Regions from separate parts of the Homo sapiens genome. Here region 1 is linked to region 2. A link is an interaction called in ENCODE POLR2A ChIA-PET data of the cell type or tissue named here. Cell type or tissue: Panc1. All regions are shown on one strand. Links, peaks and the distances in the headings refer to the core of each region. The heading gives the core; the rest is flanking DNA.

Evidence for each region. Peaks named below come from ENCODE experiments on the same cell type or tissue, not always from the same donor. Only the 100,000 strongest peaks of a DNase experiment are listed, where the experiment ranks them.
Region 1: POLR2A ChIA-PET joins it to region 2 with 6 read pairs; 2 of 35 experiments call an interaction of 5 or more read pairs at or near these places.

The regions. Positions count from the first base shown.
Region 1 is chr21:41,932,884-41,938,262 of GRCh38, forward strand. The region is part of intron 2 of C2CD2 (C2 calcium dependent domain containing 2); the gene reads right to left. Among named protein-coding and RNA genes, the nearest start is that of SNORA91, 13 kb to the right of the region's middle. In Panc1, for the core only: a CTCF peak has its summit at 1,113 (motif pointing right); no DNase peak of the experiment used is centred there; H3K4me3 peaks cover 870 bases; H3K27ac peaks cover 991 bases.
Region 2 is chr21:42,265,838-42,271,216 of GRCh38, forward strand. ABCG1 (ATP binding cassette subfamily G member 1) reads left to right here. Exons shown (of 15, transcript NM_016818.3): 3 at 5,233-5,350. Among named protein-coding and RNA genes, the nearest start is that of TFF3, 47 kb to the right of the region's middle. In Panc1, for the core only: no CTCF peak of the experiment used is centred there; no DNase peak of the experiment used is centred there.

The DNA.
Region 1 (5,379 bases), core at 208-5,207, 330 kb before region 2:
CCAAGAAAAAGGCATCCAGTGGGCACGGCAGCCAGTTTCATTGGGAGAGGGACCCACAGGGAGACTCCAGATGGAACACCAGTCAGGGGTTTGTCGGCGGAGAGGAGGTGGGGAGCTCAGGCCAGCCAGTCCTCGGCCTTATCCTTCCGATCAGAGATGGCATTACATAACAGACAGGCTGGGTTCCGGCGGCCTTGTCCCTGTCTTGGCTCAAATGCCAACCACATGTCCCTTGTCAAGGCTGAGTTAGAAAGATAGGAAGAGGCAACCTGACACCAAAGTGTGAGCTTTGAAAGGGAGGGGCGATGCCCTGGAATGAGAAGTTCCTGTTTCTTTTCTACCTCTTATTTGTCACAGGTCCTCAAGTTCTGTTACAGTTTTTTTTTTTCCTTCTCAAGAATTATGCCCAGCTGAGGGAACACGAGGCGGTGCAGACACGGAATTAGGTGTAAATTTGGAGACCATGGGGGTGTGTGGCTTAGATACCAGAGAAGAGGAACACCACTGTGAACCCGCTGCCCTACACGGCAGTTCTAGGGCTGAACTCACCGAACAGTGTTAACAAAAAGAGGCCTTGCTGTCTTATCATTTTTATTTAACGCACGAACATTAAGCAGTGTCTCACCCTGGACATTTTACAAGAGATTAAGCTGGCTGGATGCCTTTGCAAAAACAGTGCCCTAAAAATGTGTCATGTTTGGCCAAGATGCTCATCCAAGAATGGAAAAGGCCATGTACACAATCCAAGCACCCGAGGGTGTTCTACTCCCAACTGACCCTTCCCAGGAGCCCGGGCAGATCCCAACAGGACTTCCTCCTTGTGGGTATGCATAGGATCCAGGCTGGCAAGAGCGACCAGGCTCCTCCTCCCGCACTCACAGCCCCGTGAAAGGGGAGGGGAGGGGAGGGAACCCGTCTACTCAACTGGTGGGCTCACCCCACCTCAAAGGACAGTGTGAGCCACAGCCACGACAAGGCAGTGGCAAGGGCTCCTTTCCTCATTTGGCCACAAAAACATAAAAGTCAAGAGCTACGTGGAAAATTGTTGCAAAACAAAACAAGAGTCCGTGTGTGTGTGCTTTTCCTCCGGCAGGAAAAAGCTTCCGAGAACACTGTTAACAGCAGCCTCATCCCAGCAGGCGGCAGCAGGAGATAGATGGTTAAAAAAAAAAAAGTTTGGACATTTTTATTTTTAACTTTTTAATGACCATGAACTATTTCTGTAATTATATCAAAACAAATACAATTTAATCATCCACTTTCACCAGGTGAGGTGGCTCACACCTATAATCTCAGCACTTTGGGAGGCAGAAGACGATGGATTACTTGAGCCCAGGAGTTCAAGACCAACCTGGGCTACAAAGTGAGACCCCATTTCTACAGAAAAAATAAAAAAACTAGCCGGGCATGATGCTGCATGTCCGTAGTCCCAGCTACCGGGGAGGCTGAGGCAGGAGGACTGTTGAGCCCAGGAGGTGGAGGCTGCAGTGAGCAGTGTCTGTGCCAGTACACTCCAGCCTAGGCGACAGAGTGAAACCCTGTCTCAAAAAATAAAAAACAGTCCACTTCCTAAGGCTGCTTTTCTGACACTATGTATCAAGATCCTGAAACATGTGCTAGTCCACTTCCTAAGGTTGCTTTTCTGACAATATGTATCAACATCCTTCAAAATGCACGTACTCTTTCTCAAGTACCTCTACTCTTCTACTTCTAGGAACAGTGAGGAAATAAACACATGAGCAAAAATAACAACAGAGGTAGGAGAAAATATTGAGCCCCGCACAGGCTTGGCATTGCTCCATGTGCTGTACCTGTGGTAACTCACTCCATCCTCATAGCCCGTCTAGGGGGTGGACAGTATCCTCTACCTTTACAGGTGAGAAGCCGAGCCACACAGAGGAAGAGAAAGAACGGAGCAAGGAACCATGCTCCTAACCAGGACAACACGGCTGCTGCTTCACAGCCTTGCCTCGTTTTTTTTTTTTGCTTGTTTGTTTGTCTGTTTGTTTGTTTTTTCTGTTTTTCCCGAGTAGAGTCTGGCTTTGTCGCTCAGGCTGAAGTGCAGTGGCACCATCTTGGCTCACTGCAACCTCCACCTCCCAGGTTCAAGCAATTCTCCTGCCTCAGCCTCCCAAGTAGCTGGGATTACAGGCGTGCACCACCATGCTCGGCTAATTTTTGTATTTTTAGTAGAGACGGGGTTTCACCATGTTGGCCAGGCTGGTCTCGAACTCCTGACCTCGTGATCCACCTGCCCTGGCCTTCCAAAGTGCTGGGATTACAGGTATGAGCCACCGCGCTGGCCAGCCTTGACTCTTATGTGTTCATTCATTAGAATTTTAGGGGAATTTTAGTAACATGGGGGAAAGAATATAAATGGAATATAGTGTAAATTGTAGCAAAAAATAAATGCAGAAGCAAAAGACTGGCAATGCACACCAACACATGAACAGAGCTAATCACCAGTTCATGCAACTACTGTGTGTTTTTATTAAATATTCTTCTGTGTCTTTCAAGTTTTCATCAATGAACTCGTATTGATTTTATGATAATAGCGGAATTCCTATGTTTGAGACAGAATGGAACCATGGCAGCCTGAGGTCTGAACTTGCCAGAGTGTGGGAGTATCTGCAAACTGCAGCATGCCCGTCTGTGCTTGCTGAAGCCTGACCCCCACAGCCAGAAAAGTTCTGACACTGAGGGCCGGGCGCGGTAGATCATGTCTGTAATCCCAGCACTTTGGGAGGCCGAGGTGGGTGGATCAAGTGGATCAGCCTGGCCAACATGGTGAAACCCCGTCTCTACTAAAAATACAAAAATTCACAGGGCGTGGTGGTGCACACCTGTAATCCCAGCTACTCGGGAGGCTGAGGCAGGAGAATCACTTGAACCTGGGAGGCAGAGGTTGCAGTAAGCCAAGGTCGCGCTCCAGCCTGGGTAACAGAGCAAGACTCTGTCTCAAAAAAAAAGTCCTGACACCTTGAATGGTGCTGGGAAAACTGGCTATCCACGTGCAGAAGAATGAAATTAGACCCTTATCTCACACATATATAAAAATCAACTCAAAATGCATGAAAAACTTAAATGTGAGACCAGAAACTATAAAACTACTAGAAAAAAAAACATAGAAGGAAAGCTTTAAGACACTGGATTGGGCAATGATTTTTTTTTGGTATGATCCCCAAAACACAGGCAACAAAAACAAAAACAGACAAATGGGACTGCACCAAAACTAAAAACTCTGCACATCCAAGGAACCATCAACGGAGTGAAGAGACAACCTACGGAATGGAATCCCATATTTACAAGCCATTTATCTGATAAGCGGTTAATATCCAAAATAAATAAACAACTCAAGTAACTCAACAGCAGGAAAACAAATAACCCAATTAAAAAATGGGCAAAGGATCTGAATAGATGTTTCTCCTTTAGATGGCCAACAGGTCTATGAAAAAGGGCTCAACATCACTAATCATTAGGGAAATGCAAATCAAAGCCACAAGGAGATATCACGTCAAACCTGTGAGAATGGCTATTAGCAAAAATATGAGCAATAACAAGTGCTGGTAAGGATGTGGAGAAAAGGGAACCCTTGTATGCTGTTGGTGACAATGTAAATTATTCCGGCCATTACAGAAAACAATATGGAAGCTCCTTTAAAAATTAAACAGAGAACTACCATATGATCCAGCAGTCCCACTACTGGGTATACTGTTAACCCTTGAACAACGTGGGTTTCAACTGCACAGGTCCACTAATACATAGATTTTTTCCCACCTCTGCCACCCCTGCTACAGCATGACCAACCCCTCCTCTCCCTCCTCCTCAGCCTACTCAACGTGAAGACGATGAGGATGAAGACCTTTATGATGATCCACTTCCACTTAATGAATGGTAAATAGATTTTTTTCTTCCATATGATTTTCTTTTCCTTTTTTTTTTTTTTTTTTTTTTGAGACGCAGTCTTGCTCTGTTGCCAGGCTGGAGTGCAATGGTGCGGTCTCGGCTCACTGCAACATCCACCTCCTGGGTTCAAGCAATTCTCCTGCCTCAGCCTCCTAAGTAGCTGGGATTACAGGCACACACCACCATGCCTGGCTAATTTTTGTACTTTTAGTAGAGATGGGGGGTTTCACCATGTTAGCTGGGCTGGTCTTGAACTCTTGACCTCGTGATCCACCTGCCTCACCCTCTCAAAGTGCTGGGATTATAGGCGTGAGCCACCGCACCCAGCATTTTTTTTTCTTTTTTTGAGACGGCATCTCACTCTGTTACCCAGGCTAGAGTGCAGTGGCTTGATCTCGGCTCACTGCAACCTCCGCCTCCCAGGTTCAAGCAATTCTCTGCCTCAGCCTCCTGAGTAGCTGGGATTACAGGCACCCATCACCACGCTCGGCTAATTTTTCTGTATTTTTAGTAGAGACAGGGTTTCACCAAGTTGGCCAGGCTGGTCTCGAACTCCTGACCTCGTGATCCACCTGCCTCAGCCTCCCAAAGTGCTGGGATTACAGGCATAAGCCACCTTCACAACATTTTTCTCTGGCTTACTTCATTGTAAGAATAGAGTATATAATACAGATAACATACAAAATATATGCCAATTGACTACATTATCAGTAAGACTTCTGGTCAACAGCAGGCTATTAATAGTTAAGTTTCTGTGGAGTCAAAAGTTATATACGGATTTTTGATGGCACAAGGGGTCAGTGCCCCTAACCCTCATGCTGTTCAAGGGTCCATTATAGATCCAAAGGAAATAAAATCAGTATGTTGAAAAGATACCCAGAGCATTATTCAAAACAGCCAAGAGATGGGATCAACCTAAGTGTCCATCAACAGAAGAATGGATAAAGAAAATGTGGCAGATATACACAATGGAATATTAGCCTTAAAAATGAAGAAAATCCTGTCATTTGCAACAACATGGATAAACCTGGAGAACATTATGTTAAGGGAAATAAATCAAGCACAGAAAGACAAATTCCACGTGATCTCACTTACAAGTAGAATCTTAAAAAGTTAAACTCAAAGAAACCAAGAGCAGAATGGTGGTTACCAGACGCTGGGGAGTTGGGGACGTCGGGGAGGTATTGGTTAAAGGATACCAAATTTCATTTAGAAGGAACACGTTCAAGAGACCTATTGCATACCGTGGTGACTAAAGTTAATAAAAATACATTATATACCTGAAAATTGCTAAAAGAGTAGATTTTAAATTTCTAACCACACAAAATGGTAAGTATGTGACATCATCTGTATGTTAGATTTAGCCATTCCACACGTGTATATATATATATATATAAACATCATGATGCATACCATAAATATGTACAATTTTCATCAATTAAAAAAAATAAATTTTAAAAACAAAATAAAGTC
Region 2 (5,379 bases), core at 245-5,244:
CGGCCCTGGCCTCCCCCTTAGTGAGGCAGCCCCCTCGCGCACTGCCATAGCTTGCCCCTCGTGGCTTGAGGGATTAATCTATAGGCCTCCCCTTCCTGGACAGGGTTCTTCTCTCTTAAGCCTGGATAAGTGGGCTTGCTCTTGGTTTTGCTTTGACAGTGGACTTGTGAATTGCAATATGAAGCTGGGTGTGGTGGCTCACATCTGTAATCCCAGCACTTTGGGAGGCCCACGTGGGCGGATCACGAGGTCAGGAGATTGAGACCATCCTGGCTAACACAGTGAAACCACATCTCTACTAAAAATACAAAAAATTAGCCTGGCATGGTGGTGCGCACCTGTAATCCCAGCTACTCAGGAGGCTGAGGCAGGAGAATCGCTTGAACCCAAGAGGCAGAGTTTGCAGTGAGCCGAGATTGCGCCACTGCACTCCAGCCTGGGTGACAGAGCGAGACTCTGTCTCAAAATAAATAAATAAAATAAAATAAAATAAAATAAAAGAATTGCAATATGAAATTCAGCCAAGGTGAGTCTGATTAGGAGGGTTTGGGATCAAGGTGCTTCCACTGCTCCTTTTATAGTGAGTAGCTCTGAAGGACCAGCATGCTCTGTTCCTGTCTCTCCCAAGTATGCATCATCTTAGGGAACAAACCATAAAAGGGGCAGAGATAGACTCTGTGGGTTGTCTTTGGAATATCCCAAGGGATTTGCTCCTCTCTGATCATGTAGGTCTGCGGCTCCAAGGGCAGTCCGTCACCACCCTATCTGGAGCACTCTTCTATCCTCCTCCCATCTCTGTCCTCTGGCGATGACCACAGCCCCGGGCACTGCTAGTTGTGCCCCTTGCTAAGCTCCCATATTTTGTGTTAAGGAGCAAGGATTTTCACAGGCTCATAGAGCATTTGCTTCCTTTCTAGGGTAATTAAGACTACACTAGAAACCATCTTGTCCGGTTCTCTTTTACAGATGTTGACATTAGGGCCCCAAGAAGATACGTAGCCTGCTGGTGTCACTTAGGGAATTAATTCCTGAGCAGGTGTCTGGTGCCTGGGGCCCTGCTCAGACCCCATTCTCTCCTCTGGTTCTCGATGGCCCTCACCTCCCATTTCTTTCCATTTCCCAGAGGAGTCTGGTTGAACTTATGGCTTTTTTTGCCTTGATTAATTGACTATGAATTTATGTCCCCTAAAAAAGGATTAAGTTGCATCATTTCTTCTTAGCATGCAGTGCTCAGAGACAACCCAGCAATTGATAAAGACTTTAGGGTTGGTGCAGGGAAAGGGGGAAACAGACACTGATTAAAGATAAATGGGGAGTGGAGCCTTCCTCCCACCCAGGCTCACAGAGGCCGGCCCTGCCCGCCTAGCGCTCTCGCGGGTTCTGGTCTGCAGTTTTTATCTGAGTTCCGTTTAGTGTCTGGTCTGAGGCTCTGGTCTGGTTTGGGTTCTGTCTGGGTTCTGTCTAGGTCTAATCTGGGTTCTCTCTAGACCTGGTCTGGGTGTGGTCTGGGTTCTGTCTGGGTCTGGTTTGGGTTCTGTCTGGGTCTGATCTGGGTCTGGTCTAGGTTCTTTCTGGGTCTGATCTGGGTTCTGTCTGGGTGTGGTCCGAGTTCTGTCTGGGTCTGGTCTGGGTTCTGTCTGGGTCTGATCTGGGTTCTGTCTGGGTGTGGTCTGAGTTCTGTCTGGGTCTGGTCTGGGTTCTGTCTGGGTCTGCTCTGGGTTCTGTCTGGGTGTGGTCTGGGTTCTTTCTGGGTCTGATCTGGGTTCTGTCTGGGTGTGGTCTGGGTTCTGTCTGGGTGTGGTCTGGGTTCTGTCTGGGTCTGGTCTGAGTTCTGTCTGGGTCTGGTCTGGGTTCTGTCTGGGTCTGGTCTGAGTTCTATCTGGGTCTGGTCTGGGTTCTGTCTCGGTGTGGTCTGGGTTCTGCCTGGGTGTGGTCTGGGTTCTGTCTGGGTCTGGTCTGGGTTCTGTCTGGGTGTGGTCTGGGTTCTGTCTGGGTCTGGTCTGGGTTCTGTCTGGGTCTGATCTGGGTCTGGTCTGGGTTCTGTCTGGGTGTGGTCTGGGTTCTGTCTGGGTGTGGTCTGGGTTCTGTCTGGGTGTGGTCTGGGTTCTGTCTAAGTTCTGGTCTGGCTGTTCTAGTCTGCGGCTCTGGTCTGGCCTGGGTTGTGTCTAAGCTCTGGTCTGGGCTACCATCTGGCTGTTTCAAATACTGAACCTGGGCATCCTGCACGGGGCTGATGGGCCTTCACTGGGCCTGGCTCTGGCAGTCTCTGCACTTGTTATCCTGGGCACTCACTATCCCAGCCAGAAAAACAGTGGAAGACAGTGTGCCCTGTGAACGAGAGCCCACAAGGACAGGGAGGCAGGTGCATGTCCATTATGCCAAGAAGTGGGCTGAGCAGAGCTCAGGGGTGGGAAAGTAGGGCAGGCGGGGTGGGATGGTCGCATCTTCGCTTTATATTTCTGTAATGGGAACCAAGTGGAGGACTCTGCGGGGAGGGTGATTTCCTTACATAAATAGAGGTAGGGGTGTGTGTGTGTGTGTGTGTGTGTGTGCGCGCGCGCGCTGGATACTCAGGAAACCCGACTACCACAGGAAGCCTCTGGCTGGTGTTTCCTGGGCCCCTCAGCCCAGGACTCACTTTTAGATGTGCACAAGGTCACTGTTGTACCCGGGCTGTCCCACAGCAGGGCAGACTAATGTTTACTGGACTTTGTTTCCAGAGCCACTTTTAAGATTCTTCAATTCCAAATGCATGTCTTTTTTTAAAAAAAAGAAAGAAAGAAAAATAAGTTTCTAATATTAGAGAAGTACAGCCCTGAATTGGGTTTTGTGTCCACTGCTGGACCCCATGAGGGCCAGGTGGAGTGGACCTCTGCAGCCCCAGTTGTGTGCACTCTCTGTTTGGTGCAAATTCCAGTTTGCTGGTTCTCAATAGCAAGACCAGCCTGAGACCACCTGTCCTGCTCTTCCCATGAGAGGGCCGAATGCTCCCAGCCTCCATGCCATGTCCTGTTCCTGGGGTCCTGGGGGTCATTGCAGCCTGTATGTGCTTCCTCCAGCCAGGGTGATCATCGGGTGCCCCAGTGAGCCCCAGCACTGAGGGTCAGCCCCAGGCACTGTCAAAGGTGAGAGCTCAGAGGCTGTGCCCAGAAAGAGAGGTGGGCCCTGCCTGCCCTGGACGGAGGGAGAGAGGCTTCTCAGAGCCCGAGGCATGAACCCTCAGGTGGGTCGTGGCCATAGTCAGATGATGGCTGCTGGTGAGCTCAGTGACCAGGCGTCTTCAGGCAGCTCATAAGTTTGAGAGGACACAGCCTAAGGGAGGTTTGCTGGGGAGTAGCCCCACTTCCACCCTGAATAGACAAGAGATGGTAAAGCAGGTACCCAGCACTTAGTGCTTTCTTGGGGATATCGCGTGGGTCCCCGGGGGCCTGGGTGCCCGAAGTGCCGCAGTACTCCATGGTGCAGAGAGCTTGCTCCTGTGGAGGAAGTGTCTATGTGGTCCCCAGCTCCTCTGTCTGCCTGTCCACTGAGGGGCACCCATGGCTCAGCAGAAGGGCTATTCTTGGGGTTCCCGGTCCTCCTCCAGCCCCGCTAATCTGTGTAGGCCTCAAGTGCTGTGTGTTTGTAAGCATTGTCATCCACAGTCCTATTGTACGAGCTGGTTCACCCGCAGCTCTGAGCTGCTCTCCAGCCCCAGCCCTTTCTTCCTGTGCCCCTACCCCCGCTGGGATGACTCTCCTCACCCTCCCTGGGGCGACAACCGCCCTGTCTGTAATGAGTGGCAGTCCCAAGCTTCCTGACTGGCTTCCGCAGCTCTCTGACTCCCCTAAACAAGGCCTCAGGGACTCCACATCCAAATTAAGGCGGCACCTGGTGGCAGGTTGGCATTTTCCGGTGTCCTATCTATGAAAGACAGGAAGACAGCTGGGAGCAAACTCCCCTGGGCCAGACTCTTGGAAACATAAAGGCTTGGGTGCCCAGCTGGGGACCGGGAGAAAGTCTAAAACACGGGACTGGGCCAAGGACCCCACAGGTCCCTGTCTCATTAGGTCCCCTGAAACGTGTGGAAGCTAAAATGGCATTCACGTGATTCTTGATCATTTAACAGTGGATTCTGATCTGATACTACACTGAGAAGTGCCCCTGGGCCGGGCGCGGTGGCTCACGCCTGTAATCCCAGCACTTTGGGAGGCCGAGGCGGGCGGATCACAAGGAGATTGAGACCATCCTGGCTAACACGGTGAAACCCTGTCTCTACTAAAAATACAAAAAATTAGCCAGGCATGGTGGCAGGCGCCTCTAGTACTAGCTACTCGGGAGGCTGAGGCAGGAGAATGGTGTGAACCCGGGAGGCGGAACTTGCAGTGAGCCAAGATTGTGCCACTGCACTCTAGCATGGGCGACAGAGCAAGACTCAGTCTCAAAAAAAAAAAAAAAAAAAAAAGTGCCCCTGGATTGGGAGACATTATCTATGCATCCAGTTGCTTCTGTTTTATTATTTACAGCACTTTTAAACAGTCTATTTGAAAAAAAATTAATGTGGCTTTGCTTGGGATGTGCAGCTTTTCCCCTTTTATAAAGCTCTCAGATGGAGACTTGGCAGAAATTCCAAAGCAGTTTGGTGTGGCTCCAAAATGACAAACTTTCTTAATTATTAATTAAGGGATTAATAATATATTGATTATTTAATCATATGTTGATTATTTATAAATAAATCATATATACATAATTTATACTTATGTAAATATATAAAGCATAAATAAATAATTTGTAGATGCAGTAAGTGAATTATTAATTAAAACAGACACATGCATGGCATCTCGGGGCAGGAGCAAGCTGGTAGTGCTGCAGCTCAGAGCTGGGTTCTGCCCATACTGGCCGAGGGCTTGGGCAGGTCACCTGGGCCCACCGGACATCGCTTCCTCACTCTGAGACGGGAATGGTGGATTCCCCATAGACTAGACAATGAGTGGGAAAGTGCTTTGTGAGCTCTAAAGCATTACACACGTGCTGGTAATTATTATCATTATTATAACCTGTGAAATGCAATTGAAGACGTAGACCAGGGAATTCGAAAGACATGAAGTTCATGTTCTTCCCTGGAATGCAGCCTTTTCTATGATGCATGTCAAAGGTTGCCTTTGGCCTTGGTCATGTGTACTTGAACATTTGCATATTTACTGCATTAGAGATAAAATGAAATGAATATGAATATGATCTGCTTTTTTGCAGGATACAAGACCCTCCTGAAAGGAATTTCCGGGAAGTTCAATAGTGGTGAGTTGGTGGCCATTATGGGTCCTTCCGGGGCCGGGAAGTCCACGCTGATGAACATCCTGGCTGGATACAGGTGAGCAGCCCTGCCCAGGGCGCAAAGTT